2 separate regions of the Mus musculus genome follow, and region 2 is linked to region 1. The links are chromatin contacts, found by Hi-C or POLR2A ChIA-PET in ENCODE. All regions are on one chromosome and are shown on one strand. The core of a region is the stretch at or near the end of the contact, and the rest is flanking DNA. Distances in the headings are between cores, read along the strand shown.

The links. Hi-C counts contacts between places; a loop is a spot of excess contacts on that map. ChIA-PET counts read pairs that join two places held with the same protein, here RNA polymerase II (POLR2A).
Region 2: a map of mouse trophoblast stem cell shows a loop between it and region 1 (2.4-fold over the local background). The contact joins the promoter of Gprc5c here to the enhancer-like site in region 1. A Hi-C loop is called at or near these places in 9 of 37 maps with a recorded cell type or tissue (Patski, heart, left cerebral cortex and 2 more). POLR2A ChIA-PET finds 5 or more read pairs at or near these places in 4 of 5 experiments (Patski and embryonic stem cell).

Annotation. Positions count from the first base shown.
Region 1 is chr11:114,813,280-114,817,126 of GRCm38, forward strand. No RefSeq gene overlaps it. Among named protein-coding and RNA genes, the nearest start is that of Gpr142, 12 kb to the left of the region's middle. Within about 2 kb of position 1,737, at least 1 of the 3 ENCODE cell types and tissues checked has a DNase peak (open chromatin) inside an H3K27ac peak, as active enhancers do.
Region 2 is chr11:114,849,869-114,853,715 of GRCm38, forward strand. It overlaps Gprc5c (G protein-coupled receptor, family C, group 5, member C), which reads left to right and starts at 1,664. Exons shown (of 5, transcript NM_001110337.1): 1 at 1,664-2,018.

The sequences.
Region 1 (3,847 bases), core at 487-2,986:
GGGCATCCTGCTCTCCAAGGGAGTGGCACGCAATGTGTCAGGAACAGAGGTAGAAAAGAACAGGCTCTCTGCATCCCAACCCCACCACTATTATCCCTGAGAGGCCCCAGAGTCTCTGCCTCCTCCTCCTCCTCCTTTTTTTTTTTTTTTTTTTTTTTTTTTTTTTTGAGACAAGGTTTTCTGTGTAGCCCTGGCTGTCCTGGAACTCACTTTGTAGACCAGGCTGGCCTCAAACTCAGAAATCTGCCTGCCTCTGCCTCCCAAGTGCTGGAATTAAAGACGTGTGCCACCACCGCCTGGAGAGGGCCCTTCTTCTTGACCCAAAGCAGGGAGTCTTTTACCCCTTCTGACGATAGGCTACTGAATGAATTCATGTAGTTCCTTGTGTGGGCAAGCTTGTAGGCAGACTGAAGCAGAAGGAAAGGTAGTCCACTGGGGACCTGGTGATGGCATATCCATCCCCTCTGACTGAGACCTCTCCCCGGAGTCCCCAGATTCTATTCAAAGAGCCTAGAAGGCTGGAGATGGTGACGGGGGTGGGGGGTGGGGGGGGTGGGGGGGTGGTCTGAGACAGAGTTTGAGAACTGCATGGGCTATGGAATGAGTTTGAAGCCAGTTTGAACAATACACAAAGGCCTTGGCTCAGACAATAGATAGATAGATAAGACAGACAGATGGACAGATGGACAGACAGACCAAACTCAAGATTTAGCCAAGTCAGTAGAGTGCCTGCCCAGCACTGAATTAAAAATGACGAGACAGAGCCAGGAGTGGTGGCACACACCTTTAATCCCAGCCCTTGGGAGGCAGAGGCAGGTGGATTTCTGAGTTGAAGGCCAGCCTGGTCTACAAAGTGAGTTCCAGGACAGCCAAGGCTATACAGAGAAACCTTGTCTCGAAAAAAAAAAAAAAGAAAAAAAATGACGAGACAGGTATGGTGGCACATGAGCCTGTGCCTATAATCCCAGCATTTGGAAGGTACAGGAAAAAGAGGAGTCCAGGCTAGCCTCAGCTACATAGCAAGTTCAAAGTTGGCCTGAGATACAAGACACACTGTCTCACATAACAATAAATATATAGATAAATATATATGAGCCAGAAAAAAAATCAACTTTTTTTTTGGGTGGGGGGGGTCAGTTTGACATAAGCTAGGGTCATCTGGAAAGAGGAAACCTCAACTGAGAGAATGCCTCTATCTGACTGACCTGTAGGCAAGTCTGTGGGGTCATGTTCTTGATGAATGGCTGGTGTGGGAGAGCTTACCCACTCTGGACAGTCCATCCCTAGGCAGATGGTCCTGGGCTGTTTAAGAAAGCAGGCTGAACAAGCCATGGAGAAAAAGTCAGTGAGCAGAGGCCCTAGGTGATCTCTGCTTTAGTTCCTGTCTCCAGGTTTCAGGTTCCCACCTCAGCTTCCCTCAGTGATAGACTATGATGTAGAAGTATTAGCCAAATAAAACCAAAGGGTCTAGCATAACTGGTTTAGGATAGTTGATTAGTAGAGCCCCCACCTGTTTTTTTGACTCAGTTTCCTTCATTGGGTGCAGGAGAGGCAATGAGGTGTATCTTGTCTCCATCCTACAGGCCTGGCCTACTCTGCAACCCCCAAGGCCCCATTTCCCTTCCCTGGTGTGAGGAGCCTGGACCCCCATCTCCCCAGCTGTTTTTGAGACCTCTCTGCGAATAACCCTGGGATCCTTCCAGTCAGCCCAGCTGCCCCCATGGCCGTTGGCCAGTAGAAGACTTAATCCTGTCTGTGGTAGCTCCTTCCCAGATTCCTCCTTGATGTATATTTAGCAGGCCAGGGAGGGTGAGCATTACAGGAATGCCAGCCAGGATGTCCTGGCTTGTCACGCCTCCTAGAGGGTGGGATCAGGCCAAGTGCTATTGAGGCTAGCCAGATGCTGCAGGGTAGGCTAGCACTACCAGGTACTGAGCTGGCTTCAAGCATAGGCTGGGCTCTCAGACCCTCAGGGTCTCATTGGGAAGCACTTGCTCTTTACCCGGTTCCTCAGGGACATGGAAGGATTGTGGGAAAGAAGACTAGCATCAAAGCATGCCGCAGTGCATGTGACCGGCCTGGGCTGATTGTGGGCGCTCCTGCTGCTGGGAAAGGCAGCTGAGACCGCAGGCTGGGGACTGGAATTATACAGAACACCTGTTTTGAGAGTCTCTTCCGGTCTGGGCGCCCACACTCTCAGACCTATGCTTTCACTTTGGGAAGTAACCAAGTCATGGTGGCCAATGGGGACAGAGAAGGAAGTTCTATGGCCTTCACTGAGAGTACTCCAGGGGTCCTGCCCTACGTGACCTAACTGCCAGGTGGACCTGTAGGTAGACAGTGTGGACACTGATGGACCACCTAAATTCACCCAGGGCCCCCAGGTACAGAGGCAGCTGGCTATTCACCTCACGAGGAGGATCCCTCCCCAGAACCCACATATAAGATACATCTTAGCCTCAGAGACCAGGACAAAGGACTTGGTCCAGCTAGCTGATCACCATCCCCATGGCTTTCTTCTTCCTCTTTCTGAGCGAAAGGAACACAGCAGGCAGATCCAGACAATGCCCCACTGCTCTGGGGTGCTTTCCCCTGACCAGTGGCCCTGGCCCTAGGATACCTGGGAGTAACCGTTAGGAGGCAGAGATTTTATTTGCCAGGGTGAGCAATGGGCCCATCCAGAAATGATCCAGGAATCATCAGCCATGAATCCAGGCCTGGCCCAGCCTGGATGGAGTCTCTGTTGGCTTCCCTGATGAGGGAGCATTGCTTCTCTAGTTTTAATAGTGTGGTAGCACACATCTGTGATCCCAGTCCTCGTGAGGCTGAGGTAGAGGTGGCAGGGTCACCTGAAATTTGAGGTCAGCCTGGTCTGTATAGAAAATTCCAGTCTAGCTAGGACTACCTATTAAGATCATTTGTGAAACAAATACAAGGGAGCCTGGGAGATAGCTCAGTTGATGAGGAGCTCAACTGGCAAGAGCAAGGGCCACAGTTTGGTCCCCAGAATCCAGGTTAGAAAAATCTGGGTGTGGTGACTTATTCCTGCAATCTCTGTGCTAGGGAAGCAGAAACAGGCAGCTCCCTGGGTCTCTGTGGCCAGTCAGACAGTCAGACTGCCCTGCTTGGTGGAGCCCAGGCCTTATTAAAAAGGAAGGAAGGAAGAAAGGAAGGAAGGAAGGAAGGAAGGAAGGAAGGAAAAGAAAGGAGGAAAGAAAGTGAAGGATGGATGGATGGATGGATAGACAGACAGACAGACAGGGGGTGAGGGGAGCCAGGGATGGCTCAGTGGGTAAAGGTACAACACTGACATCATTAGTTTGATTCCTGAAACCCACATAAGGTGAAAGGCGAGAACCAACCTGGGTTCTACACAAGCTGGGGCATGCATACTTGCTCCCACATCCTTCAAATACGTGCTAACAATAAACAAAAAGTTTACATCTGTTCAGGGAGCGTGTGAATGTCACAGCTTGCTCGTGGGCTCAGAGGACAACTCTGTGGAGTCAGCTCTCTCCTGTCCTTACAAAGAGGGTTCAAGGCACTGAATTGACATTGTCAGTTTGTGGGGTAGGCAACTTCACCCACGGAGCCACCTCACCAACCCATTAAAATCAGCAAACATGGCTGATGCCTGAGGAACAAATGAGATCCATGGTCATCCCCTGGCTTCTGCACTGACAGTCACATGTGTGCATGTTTATGTGCTCACCCATGCACATGCACACACTTGCACTTGCACATGCATGCACACGGGCACACACATGCACACTTGCACACATGCATGCGTGCACACAAGCACACTCGCACATACATGCATGCACACAGGCACACACATACACACTTG
Region 2 (3,847 bases), core at 414-2,913, 37 kb after region 1:
TAGTCCAGCCTGCCTCTTCTCCCCAAGGGCTAGAGCTACAGGTGTGAGCCAAGCAGGGCAAACCAGTCATATAGTTTTGGAGACTGTAGGGAAAAGAGAAGACAGAAAATTGAGATCCTTTGCAGGGTCTTGACACTCACCCCCCCAGCCCCCCCCCCCCCCAAGCTGGCTTTTCACAGATGCCAAAAAGCCCTCAGCAGAGTTAGGCATTGGTCACCTAGTTAATGAAAACCAGGCAGAGGCCAGGGAGACTTTCACCGTTCACTTAGGTCTAACCAGTCTGTTTGCCTTTCTAGCTAGCGTGGGCACTAACTGCCTGCTCCATTCAAGCCTTGACACCTGAGCCTTAGATCTCTAACCTTGGGTTGGGAGGTGGATTTAGGAATGGGAGCGGGTACCCCCACAGCAGCCACCCACTGAAATAGTTCGAGCTTTGCCACATTCCCCAGACCTGACAGAAACTACAGGGCACAGGAAAGGATTCAGGGTTCTAGAAAGTCTGGGCCCCACAGGCTTCTCCCCCCCACACCCCCCTTAAATAAACATTCCTCCTAGAGTCAGAAAAGAACAGAGCGGTGAGGAGGAACCGGCCGAAGGTTTTATCGCTCCGGCAACTCCGGGTGATTCATTGAGTTTAGACTCCAGGTTGTCATAGATGGAGGTACTCAAACACACAGCCAGTCGGGGAGGTACGGGTCACTAGCTCCCTGACCTCCTCCACCTGGCTATCCCCTCGCCTGTGACCAGCTGCCTCCCCCCTCCCGCCCCCCCGCCCCCCCCCCCTCCTCGCGGGAGCCCAGGATTGAGCAAACACGCCCTGCAGCCTGCCCAGCCACCGGCTGGCTCCGACCGCGCTCCTGGCGATCCCCCAGGCAACTCGGCGTCGCGAGAACCCGCACCCTGAGACCCGACTCCCTGCCCTCCCCCAGAGTCCCCAAGGCCCCTGTCAGGCCCAACAACCTCTCCCTTGCTCTTGCGACTTGTCCCCTACGGGGATACAGCGCAATGCAACCAGACCCACTCAGTGCTCCAAAGACAGCACAACTCACTCCCGCGGGATCCCAGGTCCCCAGAGAAAGTGGCCGGAAAGAAAAAAATCTCTTGTTTACTGGGCCAGATAGGCCTCAGCTGGGATTCGCTTCCCTATTTCTGCGGTTTCTTTTCAGCAGATTCCCGGGGCTGGAGGAGAAAGGGTGGATCCGCCCGGGCAGGGAGTGGGGGTGTGGTTCAGGGGAATCTGAATTCGTGGAAAGGTCTTCAGACTTCGGGAGAGGCTGGACTTAGAGTCAGCAACAACGTGGCCAGGAGCGCACAGACCACAGGGATCCTGTTAAACACTACCTCGGGAACAAAACTGAGAGGCTAATTAGGACAGGTCACCACAGGGAACCGGGACGCGGGGAGGGGAGCCCGCGTTGTAAGAAACTCGGGCGTGGGGTAGTCAGGCCGACAAAGACTCCGGCCAACAGCCCGCAGGGGTTCTGGACTCAGTCCACAGATTTAGGGACGTGCGCCGTGACATTCCCTCGTGATCTTGGAGACTGGGCTCTTCGGGAAGGATCACGCACGAAAGAGGAGGACGCTCCGTGTGCGCTGTGTCCACGTGTGCAAGCTCGCTAGGGGAGGGGGCGCGGAGCCGTGACAAAGACGGACTTTGTGTCCTAGTGTGTTCCTCGCTCCAGCCCGGAGCAGCGAACTGTGCCAGGCATGTGTCTCATGGGAAAGCCAGGACGAAAGTGACAAAGGTTGGGTGTCTGTCACGGGTAGACGCGCCAAGGTGGCCACCGTGAGTCTGTGGGTGCGTGCGATCGCTGGGAGATGCAGCCTAGGGGTGTACTGAGCTGCACCCCGAACCTCTTTCGGGAGAGAAAGGCGAATCCAGAAAGTGAGTACGCGCAAGTGCGCGCGCGCCCGCGTGCGGGGGCGTGGCAGTAAACAGCAACAACCCACTAGTCAGTTTGGCCAGAAACTCCGATCGCCTTTCCCAACCCGAAAGTGCGCGTCGGCCGAGCCTGGAGGTGAGTCGGAGGGGGCAGGGCCGGGCGCGCTTTGTTACTGGGGATTAGGATTGCTCGTACCTGGAGCGCTGCTGGCCCCGGAGGAGCGCCGGGAATGGAGGTGATGTCACGGTGATGCAGCCCGGCCCACCCTGGCCGAGAGAGGGGAGCACTGTGCCTGGGGAGGCGGGCGGGAGAGCGAGCCACTGAGCGCGCTTAGCTCAGTGCTCAGTCGGGGGTCCCTGGGAGGCAGGCCCCCGCACCTTTGCTCAGGCCTGGTCACCCCCCGCCTGAACGGGCTCTGGCCCCGCGCCCTGCTTTGAGTCCCTCCTACGCCCGCCGGCGCCCTGCCTGGGGCCGAAGTTGGCTCTGAGCGCGGCGCCGGAGCGGGCTGGCTGCGCGTCCCAGGTAAGGGCTGCTGCCTCGGCGCTCCGCCCTAGCCATCGGCCCGCAGGAAGGGCTGGGTCCAGCTGGCTGGGAAAGGGAGAGGGCCGAGGCCCCCGGTGAAAACCCAAGGGGTGGGTGACGATGCACCCACTCTACAAGTTCGCAGAAAGTTTCCAAACCCGAGCCAGCTGGGGATTTAATGGCTCGGGGAAGCCAGGTTCTGCGGCCGGGGGTGTTCCGCAAGGGATCTTAGTGTCGGAGAGCTGTTCCTCTATCCACTCTCGTAGTGGGAGGCTACGGTCGACTGTGACTGTAGGTTGGCTTCCTTTCCTTATTTCGCGGCAGTGCGTGGGGAGGGCAGGTTTCTGTGACCAGAGGGATTAGGGACAGAGAGCCTGGTCCTTTGCTCTTTCGGTTCGAACTTTCAGGGGCGTAGAGTGTTGACACAGTCCAGTTGGAATAGGGAGGTGAAGGCTCAGGATCTCTCCGCGGGAAGTTTGGAATTTCAGAGGCCTACGGCGCTTCTCCGTGTAGAGGCCTATGTTCTGGGTCCCACCCCTTATTCACCCCTGGTTTTTCCAGAGCGCTTTCCGTTTCTACTTCGCGCCCACACGTTTGCACTTACAAAGTTCTAAATCATTCCTTAAGATTTCACGATCTTGATTCTGAAGTACAGACACGAGAATATATAGAAGCGTGGCTTTGTGCTCCTGGAGAACCCCATCCCCCCAACAAGGTCTGTTCTGTGGCTGGGAGGGAGTGCTGCTGGCGATGGGGGTGGGGCACATTCCAAGCGGAGAGCAGACCCTTGATTGCTTAGAAGATCTAAGACTCGGCGTGCTGGGGTATTTTGGTCCAGTGAAAGGGAGGACAGTAAACGGGCTGTGGGTCCTCCCGTGCCTTAGCATCTCTCCAGGTCCGTTCTTACCGGGTTCGTAGACCAGCCTACTGCTTAGAGGGCCAGAGGGCTGAGACAATAGGACTGACTTGTCCAGAAAGGAGGAAGTGGTGGATAAGAGGATGGGGGAAGGCTGGACAAGTGTCCACCCAGCTTTCCAGGTCAGCTGCTGAGGGGACGCAGCCAGGGAGGAAGAAGGATGCTCTGTGGTGCCCCTGGCTGAACCGTCCCTACATCCAATGGGGCCCTAGGTGGCCATGGTCTTTGGTTTGAGTCAAACTCTGTAGCCTTGATCCTACTAGATAGCCTTCTTTCCCTTGGTGATGTGGTGAGTGTGTGTGTGTGTGTGTGTGTGTGTGTGTGTGTGTGTGTGTTGGATGCTGATTGGAGATGGAGAGATGAAGGGGTTGTTCTTCTTTCAGAAAGGTAGGAAGGGGAAGGTCTACTTTGCCTAACCTGCAACTGCTTAAAACCGGCCAGGGCTGGTCGTCAGCCCCCCAGCCTTGCCCAGGCTTCTCTGCTCCCTCTGAAGTCAGAGAGAAGGAGGGAGGGGATGTTGGACCTT